Linked DNA regions of Homo sapiens: region 2 is linked to region 1. The links are chromatin loops, found by intact Hi-C in ENCODE. Cell type or tissue: heart left ventricle. All regions are shown on one strand. Links, peaks and the distances in the headings refer to the core of each region. The heading gives the core; the rest is flanking DNA.

Region 1 (6,288 bases), core at 967-4,966:
ATAAACATCTCAGGGTGCTTCTGGGCTCAGGTCAGGGAGCACTTTGCAGGCCAGCATATTGAAGCCTTCCTTTATATTGTTACCAAATTGAAAGCTTGCTGGTGAACATGAGACACAACCCTTGAAAGAGGAAACTCTCTTCAATGCAGCTTGAGCCATATGCCATCCAGTTGTCTTACGGGCAGTAGTGGGTCCCCTTTTTTCCAAGTGTGTAGAGAAGAGCATCGTGTCTTTTGTGGCACCAGCTTGCCAGGCCCAGAGCATTCTCCTTCAAGTGCCTCATTCAGTCTCCAAGTTGGCTGAATAAGGCATTTTACTGATGTTAACAGAGGGACAGACACATATGGAGACAGTCAGCTGTCCAATCACTGCATTCTAAGAATAATTCTTTCTATCAGTGTCATCCTATTCAATACAAATACCTCTCAAACTCATGATAGACTTACATATATGGTAGTGTAGCATAGTGGTTAGGGTTTAGCCTCTGGGGGTGGACCACCTCCACTTAAATCCTGAATCTGCCACTAGTTGAGTGTCCTTGGAAGCAAATTGCATGACCTGGGAAATCCATTTCTGCATATGCAAAATTGTGATACTAGAATCCACCTCACAGGGCTGTTGTAAAGATTAAAGGATTTAGTTTTTGTAGGCTGTTTAGAACAGGTTTTGTTAGTTTTTATCATTAATGTTTTCTATATTGAATATTTTTCTATTGTTCCAGTTACCAGTGCTGTCATCCTCACACACTCTCACATCTAAAACTTAACATGTCTTCGCAGTTCCACCTCAACAATATCTTGTTAATGCAGCCCTTTCTTTATACTCCAGCTGTCTTGTATAGTTCTTACTGTCTGTATTACTCTGGTGGAATTTATTGTATACTATACTCCTTTGTATTGCTCACTGCTCATTCTTTTCTTTCATGTTTTCATTTTTGGGTTTCCCGTTGAGATCTTTTCTTACTCTTCTTTGTATTCTTTTCTGCACTTTAGTATTGATAACGTGTGGTACATAATAATATGTAATCAATATTTATTAACCAGAGTTCTGTTTCTTTTATTTATTCAAAATTCAAAATAGGTACATTATTAGTACCTACTACATAATAGACATCAGGTAAAGTAACTGCAATACACTATGAAAAAAACTACAATAAAATCATGAGGAATTATATTGGCAGAAAGGAAGCAGCAATAACTCTGCTTGCAAGAGCCAGAAAAAGCATTGCAAGGTATATTCTTCAATGGGATATTGAAGGATAACTAGGAGGTTTCCAGATTTATGGAGAGTAGTAGGATAAACAAAGAGAAAGAAATATGCTTATTGGCTTAGAGCTGTGAACTAGTATGGGGGAACTTAGAGGAATCACCAGGCAATGGAAGAAATGATGCTGGATAAGTAATGATAATAAGTTAATCTTAATTGAGCACTTCCTAAGTTTTCAAGCACTCTGTGTGCATTATTTCTGATGCTCACAGTGGCCCTAAATAATATACTAACCCAGTTTTACAGATGAATGAAGTGAAGCTCAGAAGAGTAATAGGTTTGATAATAAGCATGGGTAGAACTGGAATTCCAGCCCATTGGTCTCCATTACTGCACTGATTCTGTTGTCCAGCCCACTAATGTGTCATGAGCATGCAGATGTATGTATTTCACCTTGTAACAGAGAGAGAGAAAGAGAAAGAGATCTCAATGGAGAGCAAGGTCCCAGAATAATCTCAGTATGCTGGTAACAATTATAAAAAAGAACAAAATTGTCCTATGCTTCAGATAGGCGAATTAACTTTAGATTCTAGATTTGATACAAATGATTGTTTAGTGCTTATAATATTCTAGCTACTTTCCTAGGATCCTTTCTTTCTATCAGTGACAAAAAGTCACACATAGTCCTTACTTCAAATAACTTCAAGTCTTCTACAATAGATTCCTAGATAAATAATGAGGGAGACCTGTATTCTAATTTTATTCTGCTACCCACTTTGAATCAGCCAAAGGTTGACTTAAATATTGTTGTGCCTACTTTTTTCATAAATGCATAAGGAATTGTAACCTGTATTGTAAAGATGAATGATTATTTCATTTTTTTACAAAGAAAAAAATGACAGAAACTGAAGGATATGCTTCAAAAGTACTATAACAAGCTTATCAAGCTAGAAGTCTTTTTTTTTTCAAGAATCCTAATCATTCTAACTACAGAAAAAATTCTAGATTATAGCATTTAAAATCTTCAATAAATTGATAATAATCAGCACAGAGTAGCTTCTCTGTGTTATGCTAAGGATGATCTGACTCAACCAGACAACAACAAATTCTGCTTAAATTAGAATCTGCAAAGACATAGAACAGGTTTTGCTTGTTTCCAGAACTTTAGCTTGAGTATAAGTTTTGGAGATATATGTCTGTGTCTATGAGTCTGAGTTATTCACTCATTCAACAAGATTTAAGGTGCCATACACTTCCAGATATCATCGACTGCTAGTAAATGCTAATTAACAAGCAAGTAAACTGGAAAAATATCAAATGGAATACCTTAATGAGTGATATTACAGAGAAAAAAATGGAATATTTGCTTAGTAATTTAAGTAAATGGATATTATTTTCTAATATAAATTGGTAGTATATTCACTTAATATTTTTAAGGAAAAAAAACAGAAAAATACTTAGCATTTTACTACCACATTCAGAAAAATTGCAAGATTAGCTTGAAACTTTTAAAATCTCTAACCATTGAGTAATTTGAGTTTGACATATTTAATCACTGGACTATATATTAGAATGTATACTTCACGTATTGTTTTAAGTAACCTGGGCTAAGATGAGCTTCTCTAGACTTTTTAGGTCTTCAAACACATTCTAGTCACCAATATTAAATCTTCATACTAAAATATCAAAAATAAATGCGATATTTTTTAAATCTCCAAAAAGGCTGTCTTGGATCTAGGTCAGGCAGTGAATACCCTGATACATGTGAATATACAGTAGTAATCCCTTTCTCTGATTATAGCTAGACTCACTCTTTTTTACTTTTGGGTCACAGTTATATCTTACATAATCCAGCAGAGGGTGCTTCCTTTTTAGGGTTGGATTAGAATTAAATATGATAGGCAAAAAGTTAAAATCTTTTCATATTTCATTTCCAGTGATTGATTAAATCAAATCCCCTTGTAGTTTAATATATTTTCAGAAGTTTCCTAAGGATAGTTATCTTCATGCAGCATCACATGTTTTAACCAGCAATTACATAACAACAGTGTATGTGCACCTTTAACATGTTTACTGTCCTATTTTCCTTCTCGATTAGAAGTTATGATCCCTACTCAAAAGTTCCAGGTATATTCAACATAGGGACACTTTTGTTTAATAGTACTCCTTCCACTCTGGGAATATATAAGAAGTGTTGCTGCCATTTACAAAAACTATGTGTGTAAGTTGTGTGTCTGCACGTGTGTTTAGGAAGAAAAAAAAGGAGCTTTCTTTGAGAGAATTCTCCAAAACAAAAGCATAGTTTCAGAGCATTCACAACATCATTGGCCATGCTAAGAGTAGATGAAAATGTGTAACCTCTTCTCAAGAGCTAAATGGCCAGGTTTCAAGGAATAGTTCATTTTCTTAAGTGTGTGGCCCTGAATTTCCCTGCTGCATAAGAGTAGTTCCCGAAATTGTCATCTCAGGAGGATCCTAGTATTTTTTTTTTAATTCTTTTGCAGCAAGTCACCTAGTTCTGAAGTAGCTGGCCTTGCACAGAAGGTTCTGCTAAGGAATGTGAGGTACTCAAAATGGCTTTGAATCACACTTCTCAGAAGAGACAACCACAGGCATTACAAAGGAGAAAGCTGGAGTAGTCTCAGCTATCAAGTTAGCTTCAAGAGATTTTTCCCTCCCACCACTTTATGTATGATAGTGCAGTCAAATTTAATAAATGGAGATTATATTTCCCTGAGTATCTTGCAAGCAGACTCAAAAGCAGATTTTGCTTTTGAATCCCCTTCCATCTCAAATTATTACTGTTAAAAGTTGTACACCCGTATGGAAGACAGGCATTTCTGGAAATACAAAATAGTAGGAAATCTGTATCTTTGAGTGCTGAGCTAGCCCACACTAGAAGCAAAATACAAAGCTAAGAAAATGAGCTGGTTTTGGTGAGCAAATGTTTTATATCTGCACACAAGAAAACTGAGGACAGCTCTAACTTTAAATCCCATTAGAAAATGCTGTGATTAACTGCAGGACCCCACTGATTTTTCAGGTAATAGATGAACATGCCACAGTGAAATATTTCCCCTTCTTTATTTACAAACAAAAGAGGATTTTTATGTGGACAGAAATCAAAACATTACTGAAGCACTGGTTGCCTAAGCTTAAATTCTTTCACATTAACACAGATGCTTTATTATGTAACGTCAACATCTTCCATATTTTTGAATGGTTTTGAATGGTATAATCTGTAATATTTTGTGATTTCCCTTAAAATGGGTTGGTTTCTTCAGAAAGAATTCTGGACCTACAACATAATGAAGTAATTAACTAGAGAACAAAAGGTTTTTCTTTTGTTTCAGAAAAAACTTGCTTCTAAGACACAAGTTACACATGCATTATTTTTAGGACCATCAGCCTTGCCCTGGATGATGATTTTGTTGTCAGAAATGTTTTTATTATTTTCTGCAATACCAAAAAGACCCGACAAAACATTAATAGGATGATTGAGATAAAATGTGCTATATGTTGTTATGTTGCTTTTATAAATATTTTGGATTTGCCAATGTGATAGACTTTGATAAATCATAATATTTCTACAACTTAAAATCATTAACATCTATTTTGACTGATATCTATGTTAGGTAAGAACTACAAATTATATTGTAGACAAATGACTTAGAAAATCATATGCAAACAATTCAAAATATACTTAATTAAAATGCATTTTAAAAGTCCTTAACTGAAATAAAAATAAAAGTGCATTTTTTAAGAGTGTTGCCCCCACAATCCTTGGCTCACAGAATTTTATATATATATATATATATATATATATATATATATATATATATATATATATATACTATATATACACACACATACACACACACACACAAATATGCGTTTATATATATACAAATATGCATATATATATACACACACACAAACACATATATATATATGTGTTTTACACATACACATATATGTATTTTAGATGGAGTCTAGCTCTGTCGCCCAGGCTGGAGAGCAGTGGCACGATCTCAGCTCACCGCAGCCTCTGTCTCCTGGGTTCAAGCGATTCTCCTGCCTCAGCCTCCCGAGTAGCTGGAATTACAGGTGCTGGCCACCACAGCCAGCTAATTATTGAATTTTTAGTAGAGACGGGATTTCACTTGGCCAGGCTGGTCTTGAACTCCTGACCTCGTGATCCACTCACCTCAGCCTCCCAAAGTGCTGGCATTACAAGCATGAGCCACTGCACCCGGCCATAGAATTATATTAAACTTCACTATCACATTTTTCACTTCACAGCACATGCTATTCCCAAGTGTGAAACCCTTTATTATATAAGATGTGCTGCAAGAAGTGAGAGGAGTAAAAAAGGTAAAGAACCCAAGGAAAAGTTCCAAAAATGGCAAACTGTCAGCCTGCAAGAAGAGTTTGCCTCATTGACATATTTAATTAGCTTTTTCATGTTGACTAACATACTGCAATTTGGGAATTGGTTGTTGTGATGATATATGGCCCCCAAATATGTCTATATCCTAATTGCCAACACCTGCAAATGTTGCCTTATATGGCAATAGGGATTTTGCAGATATGATTAAGGATTTTGAGATGGGAAGATCATCCTGGATTATCACGGTGGGTCTGATGTAATCAGAACAGTCTTTATGAGAGATGAGATGCTGGAGGAGTCAGAGTCAGACAGAAAGAGATGTGAAAACAGAGGCAGAGGGATGGAGAAAACTTTGAAGAAGTTACCCTGCTGGCTTTGAATATACAAGAAGGGAGCCATGATCCAAAGGATGTAGGTAGCCTTTGGAATATGGCAAGGACAAGCAAATGGGTTCTTCCCTGGATCCTCTGGAAGGAGTAATCCTGCATACCCATTTTAGACTTCTGACCTCTAGAACTGTTAAGAGAATACATTTGTGTTGTTATCAGTTGTTAAATGTGTGGATTTTTTTTATAGCAGCAATAGCAAACTAATACAGTTGCCTATAATTTATCAAACTTAGAAGATTTCACATACAGATTCAGAATTATTTGTTTTTCCTTCTGTTGAGAACTGCAAAATCTAGTGAGGGC
Region 2 (4,000 bases), core at 1-4,000, 230 kb after region 1:
ACCCAAATGCCCATCAGTGACAGACTAGATTAAGAAAATGTGGCACATATACACCATGGAATACTATGCAGCCATAAAAAAGGATGAGTTCATGTCCTTTGTAGGGACATGGATGAATCTGGAAACCATCATTTTCAGCAAACTATTTCAAGGACAAAAAACCAAACACTGCATGTTCTCACTCATAGGTGGGAATTGAACAATGAGAACACTTGGACACAGGAAGGGAAACATCACACACTGGGGCCTGTCGTGGGGCAGGCAGAGGGGAGGGATAGCATTAGGAGATATACCTAATGTAAATGATGAGTTAATGGGTGCAGCACACCAACATGGCACATGTAGACATATGTAACAAACCTGCACGTTGTGCACATGTATCCTAGAACTTAAAGTATAAAGAAAAAAAAAAAAGAATAACACAGTGCTAACAGGATCTTGTTGTCTGTTTTTAAAACTTTGCGGGTGGAAATAACTCTTGTCAGATTCTCAAAGAAGCCCATGTGATCAAAAATGATCAGAATCACTGTGTAAAAGATTATCACAATTAATCAAAACTCCTTTTTATTATAGATTAAGCTTTAACCTTTTCAAGCCTTTGTGATAGTAATTCAATGATGAGTAGAGCATACTAAAGCATAAATTTACTTTAAATATATTTTAAAATTAACCTACTGTTTCCCATTTGTCTGCATTATGCAGTGGTTTCTTTACTTATATTTTCTTCTCTTTAGCTGTTTGCTTAGCTATGTTTGTTTTTACTTCTTATACTATACTATGTGTAAAAGCTATGATTAAATTCAATTAAGGGCCTTATGAACATAAAATATAAGATGCTATCGATTTTAATCAATTTGTGATCCAAAACACAAGTCAGAGACTTGGAACTCAGAATCCTAAGGCCCTATCAATCCCCTCCATTCAAACTCAATAAATGCTCATGGAATGACGTAGGAGTAGGGATTTGAGAAAGGCTTTTTAGTCACCAAAGGTTACGTGTCCTTGTACCAAATCATTCAATAGAGGTTACTGAGAAGTCTTCTAAAATTAGTCAACCACATAACCCTTACAGAGCAGAGCCATCGAGGTTAACAATTCGGTAAATACTTCTCTGGTTGCTCAATTCTCTTGCTTTGACAATGTCAATGCATTCATTTAGTTCAGTGTATTAAACTATAGATCTAAAGTCTAAATACACTATATGCTGGTTTGTCAAGAAGGTATCATTATTGCCTTCTCATATCTTCAAATGTTCCTTCTCTCCTGGATCTTTTCCAGCTGAATGTAAACATACTGAAATTGTTCCTATCTTAAAACAAAATAATACACACCAAGAAAACAACCCTTCTGGACTTGCACTTCTGCCCTGAATTTTGGCCTTTCTAGAACTGTTTACACATTCTACAACCCACATCACTGTGGCTTCTCCATGAAAACAACTCTTAATAAGGTCACTAAATGATGTCCATGTTGTCACAACCAACAGAAATATTTCAGTGCTCATTTTACTGAACCTGTCATCAATATCTGGTGCACCTTGATATAGTTCTCTTCCTCTTTTTAAAACATTCTTTCCCTGCCTCATGATATCATTATCTCCAGTCTGTCTCCCCCTCACATTTCTTGTTTCCTCTCAGCCAGATAATCGTCCTCTTTTCTTTGCACTGTGACCTCTCCTCTAGGCTATTTTATCAGTATGGCCTTACTCTGACTTACTGTCTATCTGATATTACCTCTGGAGAAAAATCTGAACTTTCCTTGGGATTGTCTCCCAAGCACACAAGCTGAACCCACACTCCCATCCCACCAAACTGGCTGGCCTCCAGTGATCGCTGAGTCACTCAGTTCTCAGCCATCTGACCTTTTCTCTGAAATCTCTACTTTAAAATCTCATCCAGATTTATAGTGAAGTGTCTCCTCTATGAGAACAAATATGAATAAGTATATTTGCCTCTAACTCCTTCTCTCCAGCTCCATTTGTATATTTCCAAATGCATTTTGGAATTCTCCTCTTGAATTACGTATAATCATACAAAACTGAACAGATCTAAAACTCAACTCATGATCATCTCCAAACTACATTCAGCTATTCCTCCTAATTTCCTAATTTCTACTCAATTTCCAAATTAATTGAACTAAAATGTTAATGACAGTCCTGCTCAGAATAATACATATCTGACTGCTCTTCCAAATCTACCCAGATTTAGCTCTGGACCTCATTTAATCCTGAAACTCTAAAGTAAATCTTCAATTCCTCTATTACCTGCACTTGACAGAGCTCTTGAGGTTGAATCCCTCACGAACAAACTTTCATCTCCAGCCTGGCTGCTGTGCCTACATATTATGTTTGACCTAAAAAAATCACCTAACATTTCATCACTGTACTAAAAAACAAAACAAAACAAAACTTTGGTGCATTAGTAGAGTCATAGGATTTATTCAATTCTTTCCATTATTCTGAAGCCTGGTTTCTAAATAGCCTCTGCATCCAACTACCCCACACCCTAAAGCTTCCTGGCCAATCTATCTGTATCTCCATTGTTTTATTTCCTCCTCACCCATCTCCTGAGTGAATGCTGAGCTAATTTAATTTGCTAAAGCAGTGACCTAAGATAGCTTGTCTACAAACACAAAAAAACAACGGTGAAGTCCATACATAGCTGATAGCTTCTATTTCTTCTTTAAGATGGCCTATAAATTATTGGTTATTACAAAAGAAGAGCTCTGAGGCTTGAGGCATATTTTGAGTTATCTCTATGTTTCAATATTAAGTTACATATTTTTCAGAACCTTGTAAAATAGTTTCTTTGCTCCTCACCAAATACATAGGTATGATAACAAACTACCTAGTTAACTTATTTTCCTAAACTTTAAGATAAGGCACTTAAATGTTTACTTTTGGCCCTACAGAAACACTTACTATTTATAAATACTTCTGATGGATAATTGCTTTATTTTTTAAAAAAAGACAGCTAATTTAAATATTTCAAGTAAACAAAAATTAATGATTTATATGTGCAGAATGATTTATACTTTGATATAGTCAACTCTGATCATGCCTACTCTCCATACACACACTCCTCATTGTATTACTATTTTTCAATTTAATGTGTTGGCTGAGCAGTGACATTTCTTGAAGTCCTATTTTCCAAAGAACTAGCAAATATTGCATTGGAAAGCAGAATTCTAAACCTTTCGCCCACACCATTATTGTAACATGGGATGGAAGGCACTGCGCCTGAGAAAACAGAACATAACAAAACAAAACATCATCCAAGCAAATTAAGTATTTTGAGGAATGCAGTGACATATCTTTCCAAAGTCACAGAAAATTTGTTTCTGGAAGCTCTGATTATAACTTTATGGTCATATCATGAGCTCCTATTATTATCTTTCCACTAAAATACTACTGTAGTACTTCTACAATTATAGGCAAAACGGAAAAGCTTTTTATGGGAAAAAATTAATGTAAGATTTTACAATACTGTTGAAACAGTATTGTAACAGCAAACAACTCAATTTCAATTTTACCTTTCTAATTTCTTTTCCCACCTTCAGGATTCAAGAATATGTAGTTGTTTGAAACCCATACGGAATAGTGAGAAAACTTGATGGGGCTGGGAAGTAGGATCTCTGAGTAACTGTCCTCCCTCTGCTGGGTCTCTTTTTGCATTTCTTTTAGCTCAAATATTTGCCCTTCCTTTTATTCCTTCACATTCTCTCCCTTAAGAATTTCAGCCATTCCTGCCCTTTCAACCACAATGTCTATGGAGTAATAAAGAACAAGTCTAGTTCTCCAGTTGACACTCCTAACTCACTTTTTTCTGAACTTGTATAAGCCAGGCACTAGGCTGTAGGCTAAACATTAAAAGATGAGTAAGACAGACTCTGCTTTCAGTGAGATTACATTTTAATACAGAAAGGTAGATTAACAGATCAATAGATTAATAGATTAATAGATCAACCAAGCCTGCTGTGGGAGACCCAAAAAAGGGGCAAT

What was found. A loop is a pair of places that touch in the nucleus more often than their neighbours do. Peaks named below come from ENCODE experiments on the same cell type or tissue, not always from the same donor. Only the 100,000 strongest peaks of a DNase experiment are listed, where the experiment ranks them.
Region 2: a loop joins it to region 1, with 2.0 times the contacts of the local background. A loop is called at or near these places in 3 of 110 quality-filtered maps.

The regions. Positions count from the first base shown.
Region 1 is chr7:115,214,333-115,220,620 of GRCh38, reverse strand. All of the region lies in intron 1 of LINC01392 (long intergenic non-protein coding RNA 1392), which reads left to right. Among named protein-coding and RNA genes, the nearest start is that of LINC01392, 14 kb to the left of the region's middle. RefSeq lists an enhancer at 3,506-4,062. In heart left ventricle, for the core only: a CTCF peak has its summit at 3,068 (motif pointing right); no DNase peak of the experiment used is centred there.
Region 2 is chr7:114,986,765-114,990,764 of GRCh38, reverse strand. The region is part of intron 4 of MDFIC (MyoD family inhibitor domain containing); the gene reads right to left. Among named protein-coding and RNA genes, the nearest start is that of MDFIC, 67 kb to the right of the region's middle. In heart left ventricle, for the core only: no CTCF peak of the experiment used is centred there; a DNase peak (open chromatin) is centred at 1,824; H3K27ac peaks cover 1,537 bases.